2 separate regions of the Homo sapiens genome follow, and region 1 is linked to region 2. A link is a contact called in ENCODE Hi-C data. All regions are on one chromosome and are shown on one strand. Each heading gives the region's core, a stretch centred on a gene start or an enhancer-like site at or near the end of the contact. The rest is flanking DNA. Distances are from core to core; before and after follow the strand shown. Region 1 holds the start of DENND2C (DENN domain containing 2C). Region 2 overlaps TSPAN2 (tetraspanin 2).

Region 1 (5,520 bases), core at 2,037-4,536, 390 kb before region 2:
ACTTTTTACTTACCTAAGTCTGTAATGTTATCTTATATCTTGTACTTCAAAGTATTAAAAGTACCTTTAACACCATATTTTTTAGTGAAACATTCTGCCAAACTGAACTAATTACTCATTTCATTGTTCCAAATGAAGGGAAGTGAAATACCACATTACCTAGCAATTTTAGTGATCCTAATGCAATCAGCAAGGAAGCTTTGCAATTTTATTTTTTCATCTTATTTCCAGGCACCATCTCCTTTAGCCAAACCACCCATTTCTACACACCCTGGCCTTCAGTACAATGGACTACAACACATTCCTCAAACATACCATATACTTGCACACTTATCCCTGGTTTTCATTCATATCTCCTGTTTCCTGACCCAATTTCAGCAAACTCCTATTCATCCTTCAAAGCCAAATTTAATATCTTCTCTCTAATCGTCCTCCCTACCACACGCAGAATGATTTTTCCTCATCAGTGGTTAAATTCTATCTATACTTCTTTCTTTTTCTTGCAACTCTTCAAACGTACCTAAATCTATACTTCTTTACAGCTCTTATCATGCTGAAATTGTAGAGCCTTATTTACATGTTGGGTTATAAGCTTCTTAAAGACAGGGAAGCATTTTCTCTTCTTGAATCTAATACTTAATTTACAGTCTGAGAACAGATATTTTTAACTTCTTAATGAAAGAAGTTATGAGGTGCTTTTTAATGAAAAATAAGCACCTCATATTGTTAAGATAATGCCATAACTGTTGTTACTGAGGGACTGAGAGCTTAGAATCATCCCCATGTCATTCACTGGCAACAATAACAAAAAAAGGGTTCCCACAGATAAACTATAATTACATCGTTTTAATTGCAATAAAACTGGTATTGCAATACCAGTTTATTTTTTCCTCTTTCTTTCCTTCTTTTTGAAATAGTTTTTTATAGACCTCTTTTTAAAATACCTATTAGATGTCATTTGTATCTCACTCACAGAATTTGAAACTCAGTATAGCGCAAAGGTTACAATCAGGTCCTTGGAGAATGACTGATTTGAATCCTACTTTTGCTATCTAGGTTGTCTAATCATGGGCAAGTTACTCAACCTCTCTATGCCTCTTAATGAGATAATCATAATAACATCCCTCATGGTGCTGTTGTGAGGATTAAGTAAGCTAATACATGTAAAGAATTTAGAATACTGCCTGGCACAGACTAGGTACCAATGAATGATAGCTGATGTTGTTATTGTTACCATCCGCTTTAAAAACAGCTTTTGTTTTTTCAGTACTTATTTTAGCCCACTTGGTAGAATGGAATCTCCTAGATGACAGGAATTACATACTGCTCTTACATAAATATAATCTTGTGCCTATTGTGTAGTAGGCCCTCAAAAAACAATGTGAATGTAAGGTTTCAGACCTCCAAGATCAAGAAATTGTAAATCACAGAAAAATTTATACATGGAGTACGTTTAAAACTCATGTTTTAAAGTAGCTTCAAAAGACCCATCCTCCACTGAATTGCTGAAACATGTTTAAGTAAAACTTCTAAAGCAACACACACAAAAATTACATTCACTAGTAACTTTCCCTCTACTACTTCATTTAATTTGATCTTGGTATCCAGTGGTCTAAAATTCTTGCCTATAACTTAAGACTCACTACAGACCATTTAAAAGTAATATAATTTCCAGCTTTAGAAAACTGCTTATTGTCATTAAGAAAAATAAATATTCTTCCTTTATTGCTGCATTTAAAAAACGTACTGCCACATTCAACACACACACACACACACACACACACACACACACCCCAACTAATGAAAGACCAAGACACATAATTACTACATTTCCTGGTTTCTGCCTGGCAAACTCAGAACAGGCCTACAAGTATCCCCAGCAAAAGCCTACAGGTTACAAAACTGCCATTTTCTTTTTTATTTCCCATCTCCCCGCTAAAATCCCTCGCACACATATCCATAGTAAAGAACAAAAACGTCTATAATAAAGGCTGTATGAAAAAATATGGCTATATATTAACAATATTTTGGAAGATTTAAATCTTCCTATAAGCAGCCCGTCAATTCACAAAAACAAATTAAAGTCTTGATTTGGAACAATATTCCCAGCTTACTTTAGCAGGTATCTTAAACTACAACTATTTAGCTAAGACAAAGAAGTAGATTATTTGATTGCTACAGACTTCGCGGTAAATGATTCAGCAACAGTGTATAGATAACACCACTGTGCTATTCTAGAAAATTTCATCAATCATTTAAAAATAGGACACACTCAAACAATGGGGGTCACTTTGTGGGAAAAGTTTAAACAACTTATTTACACAGTAAGCAAGGATCTATCACTTTATCTAAAACACTGCAGAAGAATCACTAGCTTTAGGGTAAACGTTTGTAAAGTGCCTACTATGTACCAGGCAAGTAGTAGTTGCTTCACAGAATATACACGCTCCACACGCACGTTCAAATATCTGACATTTGTAGAATACTGTCACTCATCTGATTTGACCCTGAGAATACCCATAGGCATGAACTTGCCAGTTTCACAGTTACGGAAAGAGAGGCCCAGGAAGTTAATTTGGCCGAGGTATCACATCTGGTTCCGCGGGTTCTGGCCCTAGACTTGAGCCTTTTGACTCATAATCTAATCATCAGCTGCTATACAGCTCTAGTTACTCAAAAGCTCTTAGGTGTTCCACTGTCAGACTTTTAAATTAAAATTCTACTTGACAACTTTCGGTATTGTGCGTATTAGATGCTGTTAAGAATCAAAACACCAAAAAAAGCAAAATATTGTTTGGAAGTGCATCGTCCCAGCATGTCGAAGTTCAAGCTCACTGGCTAATTTTGGAGAAAGCCCGCGTTTCCCCAGGCTGCCGGGCGCTCCCTCCCTCTTCCCCAGCAGAGAGCGGCGCCCAGCCTAGGGGTCCCCAAGCCCCTGAGGTAGCGAGGAGGTCTTCAGCCAGGCTCCGCCACAACCCGTGCGGCCACGAGAGGACGTCCCAAAGCTGGGCCCAACAACCGGTTGCTCCTCCGGACGGAGGAGGTGCCGAGACAGCGGGGCGCGGAGACACCACCTCCGCCAGCTCGGCTCGCACCGTCCGAGGACTACGCCGCGGCGCCACAGCCCCGCACCCGACGCCCAGAAGGGTGATGCCGACAGCCCCGAGAGTCCGAAGCCCCTGCGGCTTAAAACCCCGCGCCGAATCACCCCGACTCTTACCTGTCTGTACCTCAACGTTGTCTCCTGTGGCCAAGCTAGTCTCCCGGGTATCACTCGGGTCCGCTCCGTCCCGCCCCCGCAGGCCCTGCCGAAGGCCCCGTCCCGGCTGCAGCCCCACCCCCTAGCCCCGCCCTCCCTGGCAAGGCTCAGTTCTTATTGGCTCCTATTCCCACCCCTCACGCTATGCCCGCCTCCGACACCGCCCCGGCCGGCGGTGAGGGGAACCACCACGCCTCAAGTCCGCTGTATGGCCAGAACCTTGCCAGGACCTCGGTCACTGCAGTTCCAGCAGGCGGGCGACCAGTGTCACCGTCGTCCGGCCAAGCCCTCGAGCCAGAGCTCCATCGCCTTCGCCTGCCGTCGCATCGGCCCCACGGAGACGGCCCTATGCTTCATGTGAAGGTTTACTCTTCACAACTACTCAACAAGATAAAGCCTGGCTTAATCAGGGAATCCAAGCACTGTTTCCTAGGCTGACCTCAGTGAGCAAACAATTGCACTACGGTGCCAACTTGAAACGTCAAGAGAAGCAAATAACTCTCGCGGCACCTCAGGCTTGGAATCTCAGAACGGGGGTGCCTTGATACTCCCAGTGCGTGAGGTCAGCCCCCACGCCCTGTTGAGACACACATGCCTAAGCGCTCCGCCTGCAACACGCTCTTGCTTAGGTATGTGCGTGGTGTTGTGCCTACTGCAAGCTGTAACCCAGTTTCACCGAGGCTGCGGGACAAGGATCAGTTGAGCCTGTTTCCCAGGCACTCGCTAACCACCCCACCCCGCCTCGCCCCGCCCCACCCCACCCCACCCCACCCAGCCAGAGCCTCTTGGGTCTGGTGACCAAACTCTTCCTACATTTGTTCACACAGAGGTACCAAAATAGAAGACTACCAGAAAGAGAGGTGTTTAGTTACGTATCACGGATGACTGTCACAAGCAAACTTAACCCAAACAATAAAGGTAGCATATCCCAAACCGTTGTGAAACTATCACCTGTAGACAGTAAAACAGAAATTACATTCTATGATGGGGGAAAAAAAAGTAATGACATACTTAAAAAAAATCATGTCCCAATGAGGAAATAAATGTGGATATTGTTTGTAGTAAATTTTGCACACTGATCATTATGGGCTTCCCCCACCAAAAAAAAAAAAATTCTTATATAATGTGTCTATCTATTTATTTATTGAGACAGGGTCTCTTTGTGTCACTCACACTGGAGTGCGGTGGCCCAATCATAGCTCACTTGAAGTCTCAACTTCCTAGGCTCAAAGAATCGTCCCACCTCGGCCTCCCAAGCAGCTAGTATTATAAGCATGCACCACCACCCCCGGCTAATATTTTTATTTTTATTTTTTTGTAGAGACAGGGTCTCGCTATGTTGCCCAGGCTGGTCTCCAACTCCCGAGCTCAAGCAGTCCTCCTGCCTCAGCCTCCCAAAGTGCTGGGATTACAGACATGAGCCACTGCACCCAGCCCAGAAATGTATTTTTTGACCCCTGCATTCAGGAAGATTATTTGGCAAAATAAGGCAGGTTGAATTCCAAGTATCACGTATGAAACCAAATTTATAGATTAATAAATGAATTCACATGTATGTATTCTACTGCCCTCTCATGGGTAAGATGGAGATATACATAATGGTAGTTAATGCCCTTTGAAGTCTGAGAATACAGTGTTTAATGTAGCAATTTGTACTATTTTGATGATGAGGAGGCCAAGGTAAAATAAAATCTGGTTCTTTAAAGGGTTCACAAATACTCAACAAACAAAACTTCAACTTCAGAAATCAGGAAGAGATTCTTACACCAGAGCTAGTACAAACATGCCATCAGGGTTACACCTATGCTTATGGCTGCATGTGTAGAATATAGAAACGTGCAGAAATTTGCTTTCAATTTTTTTTCCATTTGAAAGTTCAGGCTGGGCACAGTGGCTCACGCCTGTAATCCCAGTACTTTGGGAGGCCAAGGCACATGGATCGCTTGAGCATAGGAGTTTGAGACCAGCTGGGGTGACATGGTGAAACCGCGTCTCTACAAAAGGTTCAAAAAAGTAGCTGGGTGTGGTGGCATGTGCCTGTAGTCCTGGCTACTCGGAAGTCTGAGGTAAGAGGATCACCTGAGCCTGGGAGGCCGAGGCCGCGGTGAACTGTGATTACACCACTGCACTGCACTCCAGCCTGGGTGACAGAGCAAGACCCTGTCTCAAAAAAAAGAAAAAAGTTCATTACTTTTGAAGACATTTCACAAAATTCTATTTTTTACTTGTAGCCACACTATAACTTCATGCTGAGGACAACT
Region 2 (5,264 bases), core at 1,518-4,017:
GAAATGGACCCATCCAGGCCAATCCTTAAGGACAAATGGCAGTCTGACAGGGGATGAGAATCTAGATTCTTTCTCAAGTCTGTACTCTAACTGTTACCCCATTTCACAATGGGGAAGAATCTTAAATTAGAGATCCTTTTTTTTTTGGTTTTATTATAGACCACTTCATAAGTCTAATGGAAGAGATGAACTATCTCCCCAGAAAAATGTGAGCATGTATATATGCCTGCACACTCATATACATATATGCTCAGTTCTGCACACCACTTCTAAGTTAAAAAGTTCTGTTTAAACTATAATAATGGGGATTATTTGGTTTCTTAACACTATTGTGGGTATCAATATTCTAACACTTTTAACCATCATAGAAAAACATTATAAGTAATTTTACTTACTACCCCCTTGCCTATAAAAGCAAATACTCCAGTGGTTACTTCAGCAGCAAATATCACCAGGAGGCAGGTAAAAAACTGTAGAGGAGAGAAAATACTAATTTCATTAATTTAATACCTTTTCAATTTATATATTTTGCACCTTAGTTTCCTTATGTAATGGCTGAATCGCTTTCATGTGGTTCATTCATTCATTCATTCATTCAGCAATTGTTTATTAGGCATTTATTCTGCACCAGGTACTGTCCTTGGTGCTGACTATTCAGTGGTGAACAAGATAATATCCAAATGTCTCTGTTATCACGGACCTTGGATTGGACAGAGGAATATACGATAACTGTGTAAAGAAGTTAAAAAGTGAATAAGATAAGTTCAGGTAGTGATGTAAAAATCCCACCACCTAGAACACCACCTGGCACCTACGTGCTTAGTAAATACTTGACGAACACAAAAGACCTAGAAAGATATAAAATAAGGTCAGGAGAGGGAGCATCACTGATGCGGCCTGGGCATGGGGAAGGGGGTGACTGGAGATTCTGTGGTCTGGAAAGGCTTCTTTGAGGAGATGAGGTGAGGGGTGTCCTTCTGGATGGATTTCTGTTCTGGTCTATGGATTTGCTCTGATCAAACTAAGTTCAGTGATAAACAAGACAGAAATGTGCTCAACAGTAGGAGAAAGAGAAGGAATGAATGGCAAAGAAATAAGTCAGACATTTCACATAGCAAGAGATCAGAGGCTACGGCCAGAGTTAAAAATCCAAATATCACAATAAGTAATGAGAGATGAGAGGCTGCCTATTAAAACTGCTGTTTCTGACTCCCTGTGGAGAAATATCAACACTTTCTCTCCTCCTGCCCCTCTTCTTCCTTTCTGTTTCTCTCAGGCTACACTGACATAGAATGTATAGCAGTTAATTGAAATTATTTGATTTTTGTTTTAAACAGAGGTTGCTTGTTAAAATAAGCCACAAGAGGGATTTTGGTTAAGTTATTGATCTCAAACATAAATGTTTTCCTTGTAGATAACAGCACTTCCCTGGCTATAGAAACCTTTTAGCTGCCTCACCCACTGTGAAATATTTTTTTTTAAAGAACAATCATAGTCACCCCTTACAATTACTAAGTACTTTTACTCCCAAAACATCTTTACACCAATGACGTCATTTCTTTTCACACTTCCCATATAAGGCAGGAACAAAGATAATATTTTTTTTCTTTTTTCTTTTTTCAAGACAAGGTTTTGCTCTGTCGCCCAGGTTGGAGTGCAGTGGTACAGTCATGGCTCACTGCAGCCTCCCAACTCCTGGTCTTAAGTGATCCTCCTGCCTCAGCCTCCTGAGTAGCTGGGACCACAGGTGTGTGCCATCACACCCGGTAGAGACTAGGTCTCCCTGTGTTGCCCAAGCTAGTCTTAAACTCCTGGGCTCCAGAGATCCTCCTGCCTCAGCCTCCCAAAGTGCTGGGATTACAGGCGTGAGTCATGGCACCCGGCCCTAGTTAGTATTATTCATATATAAGAGATGGAGAAACCAAGACTGAGGGAGGAAAAGTGCATGCCAAGGGCTCAGAGAGTCCACGGAGGAGCTGGAGCCAGGGGCCAGAGGCACTGACTCCCTTCAGATGCAGGCCGCTCCCTCACCCCCACCCCACCATTTACCCCCTCGCCCCACTTACTGATCCAAGCACACATTGCGACTCCCGCATGGCTCCGCAGCACCCGAAGAACCCCACGGCCATCATCAGGGCCCCGGCTCCAACCAGAACATACAGCCCTGTGGGGAAGAGGTCAGAGGAGACCACTGAGAGCCAACCGAGTGCCTCCACGACCAACTAGGCTTAAGACTCTGGGCACTGCAGAGCATTCTAATAGTACCAAAAGGAGGTGCTATTCTTACTGCCATGTTTGACACGGAGGAACTGGGCCCCAAAAGGTAAAGCGATTTGCTTAAGGTCATAGAGCTGGTGTTTGGCAGAGCCGGGAGAAAAATAGCCATGAGCCTCAAAAGCCTGCCCAACACTCCGACTCTGTCTTGCATCTCTAGTGATGGAGGCAGCCATCATTCAGGTGGGGATTTCACTTACTGCTTAGGCAAGCCCCACGTACAGTTCTTACAGAGAAAGAAAAGGACAGAAATGCTCTGGTTCTGAGAGAACTAAAGCCAAGCCTTTTTGTATTTCCTTCTCTGATCCTGAGATAAGTTAGAATACAATATGGGACTTGGCACTTGTCTTACTTGGAATCATGTTAATGGTCTCTATTTCATTTTTTGCATTTTACTCATATGAGTCACCTGGAAACCACTCCCATTAATAGGGAGGGTGGGGGCTGGTGCCCCGCCTCTGTGGGGAACCCCTGGGCCTGGCATTCAGGGTGCTTCCTGGGGCGCCTCTGGGTTGCTGATGGTGGTTTGCGGGCAGATCTGGCAGTTTACAGACCTAGTAGGAGCCACAGGCGAGGCTGCTCTGCTTCCTGCCCCACCCGGACCTGGCCTCAGCGTTCTTTTCAGGGCCCTGAGGCCTTGCTGCTCTGCAGTCCTGAGGTGGGTATTTATTTCCTGCTGTTCTAGCTCTACCACCTCCTCCCTTTCCCTTTTCTCTAAAAGAATAATTTCATGAGGGAATGGATGTGGTAATGTGAGAAATGATATCATATTAAAAATAATAGTGTTGTTGGCCCCACTACCTCAACACTTTATTGTTTTAAAAATGTCTTTCACCAAAGGTCTAATATCCAGAATCTGTAAGGAACTTAAACAAATCAACAAGCAAAAGGCAAATAACTCCATTAAAAAGTGGGCAAAAGACATAAACAGACAATTCTCCAAAGAAGACATGCAAGCGAGCAACAAACATGAAATAATGCTCGTCATCTCTAATCATCAGAGAAATGCAAATCAAAACCACAATGAGATACCATCTCATACCAGTCAGAATGGCTTTTGTTAAAAAGTCAAAAATAACAGATGTTGGCAAGGCTGGGAGTAAAGGGGACACTTTATACAATGTTGCGAATGTAAATCAGTACAGCCACTGCAGAAGGCAGTTTGGAGATGACTCAAACAACTGAGTTGAACTACCACTCGACCCGGCAATCCCATTGCTGGGTAAATACCTAAAGGAAAATAAGTCATTCTGTCAAAAGGGTACATGTTCACTGCAGCACTATTCACAACGGCAAAGGTATGGAATCAACCCAGGTGCCCATCAATGGTAGATAGGATAAAGAAAATGTGGTACATATACACCATGGAATACTATGCAGCCATAAAAAAGAACAAAATCATGCCCTTTGCAGCAACATGAATGCAGCTGGAGGCCATTATCCTAAGCAAACTATCACAGGAACAGAACATCAAATACCGCATGTTCTCACTTATAAGTAGGAGCTAAATATTGGGTACACATGGACATAAAGATGGGAATGATAGATACTGGGGACTACTAGAGGGGCACAGGTGTTGAAAAACTAACTATTGGATACTATATTCATTACCTCAGTGACAGGTTCAGTCATACCCCCAATCTCGGCATCACTCAATGTACCTTTGTAACAAACCTGCCCATGTACCCCCTGATTCTAAAATGAAAGTTGAAAAAGAAAAAAAAAAGTCATTCACTGTGTTGCAATGTTTTCAAAGCTCTCACTTCCATCATCTTATTGGCTTCTCAAAACAACGTGGTTAGGTAAGCAAGGACTATTATTTCTGTTTTACAAATGGAGGTCTGAGAGTCAAGATGGCTGTAGGCAGGATGCCCTGGCCTGCAGCCCCAATTCCCATCCCACACTTCTATTTGACCACCCCACAGAAGCGAGCTGAATGCAGGGCGGCAGCAACAACACCATATTCAGTTCCTTCATGGAATGTCTCCTGGTGGACCCCCTTGCTGCAGAACATGCCCATTGCCTCTCATTGCTACTGCCACAATTGCTACATGATGCCGTTTGCAGATCTATCATGAAGTCACAGCCTACAGAACAGTTTCCCCCAAAATCTTTATCCATCCTATGCTCCAGCCACCTGGGAATTCACCATGATCTGGCTGTGTCCTGCTCTTTTCCATTTTGTGCTTTTGCAGGTTCTCATATTAGTCTCTCATTATAGATTTCAAGTTGACAAACCTTATTCATCCTCTCTAGAACATGCCCTGCACAAGGCAGAATTCTTAGTCAGTGTGCATTGGATTAGTAGATAAGACAGAGAAAATCAAATCAGTTCCAGGCTTGCTGGCTGTCATCACCCATCTTTGCTTAGAGATATATGCTGGAAACAGGTCTCAGCAAACATCCACAAAGCAACTACATAGCTGTGCTCTCCAAAGCCAAGCACATGAGGATGGTTGCTTCGCACCCCGAGACACCCTGGAATATGTGAAAGAGGGAGGCTCGTGAGGAGGCAGGAGGCTCACTGGACAGGGGCACAGAGGTTTGAGGAGGCCAGAGTTGTTCCCCACTGTAAATGAAACTGTCTGCTCCCTCAGGCAACAATCCTTATCCTTCTGAAATAATGAGCTTTTCAGGAAAGTGTGCTTTTTTGAACAATATTTCATTCTTAGGCTATCAGAATCCCAGAGCTCACGGCAAAAACAACCTGAAGCTGCCCTAGCAGCTTCAACTTTGAGGCCACTTCTCAGCCAGCCTCTGTTTTGTATGTGTGGGCCCGTGACTCAGCCCAGCTCCAAATGAACATTGCTTGCTGAAGCTGAAGGGAAAAGCAGAAGAAATTCTACAAGAGGAAAGGTTCCCTGGGCGTGCCGGATCCAGTTCCAAATCTGGCTCTAATACTCCGCATGCCATAAGGCCACCTGTGGCTTCCAAGGATACTTTATCCTTCTTATGGTCTGACCCTCAAAAAATAGCTGCTGAATGTAATA

What was found. Hi-C counts contacts between places; a loop is a spot of excess contacts on that map. Pooled maps may share reads with other maps.
Region 1: a loop to region 2 is called in a map of endothelial cell of umbilical vein, with 3 times the contacts of the local background. The contact joins the promoter of DENND2C here to the enhancer-like site in region 2. A Hi-C loop is called at or near these places in 2 of 168 maps with a recorded cell type or tissue (CD8-positive, alpha-beta T cell and endothelial cell of umbilical vein), 1 of 37 single-sample maps with no recorded cell type and 10 of 50 pooled maps.

Annotation. Positions count from the first base shown.
Region 1 is chr1:114,666,763-114,672,282 of GRCh38, forward strand. DENND2C (DENN domain containing 2C) reads right to left here and starts at 3,287. Exons shown (of 21, transcript NM_001256404.2): 1 at 3,221-3,287. It overlaps LOC124904354 (a long non-coding RNA gene), which reads left to right and starts at 3,649. Exons shown (of 2, transcript XR_007066465.1): 1 at 3,649-3,888; 2 at 4,087-4,192. RefSeq lists a silencer at 3,291-3,380 and an enhancer at 3,501-3,660.
Region 2 is chr1:115,060,069-115,065,332 of GRCh38, forward strand. TSPAN2 (tetraspanin 2) reads right to left here. Exons shown (of 8, transcript NM_005725.6): 3 at 2,067-2,164; 4 at 396-470. Among named protein-coding and RNA genes, the nearest start is that of TSPAN2, 27 kb to the right of the region's middle. RefSeq lists an enhancer at 2,264-2,787. Within about 2 kb of position 2,768, at least 24 of the 41 ENCODE cell types and tissues checked have a DNase peak (open chromatin) inside an H3K27ac peak, as active enhancers do; they include CD8-positive, alpha-beta T cell and endothelial cell of umbilical vein, where a contact is called at or near this core.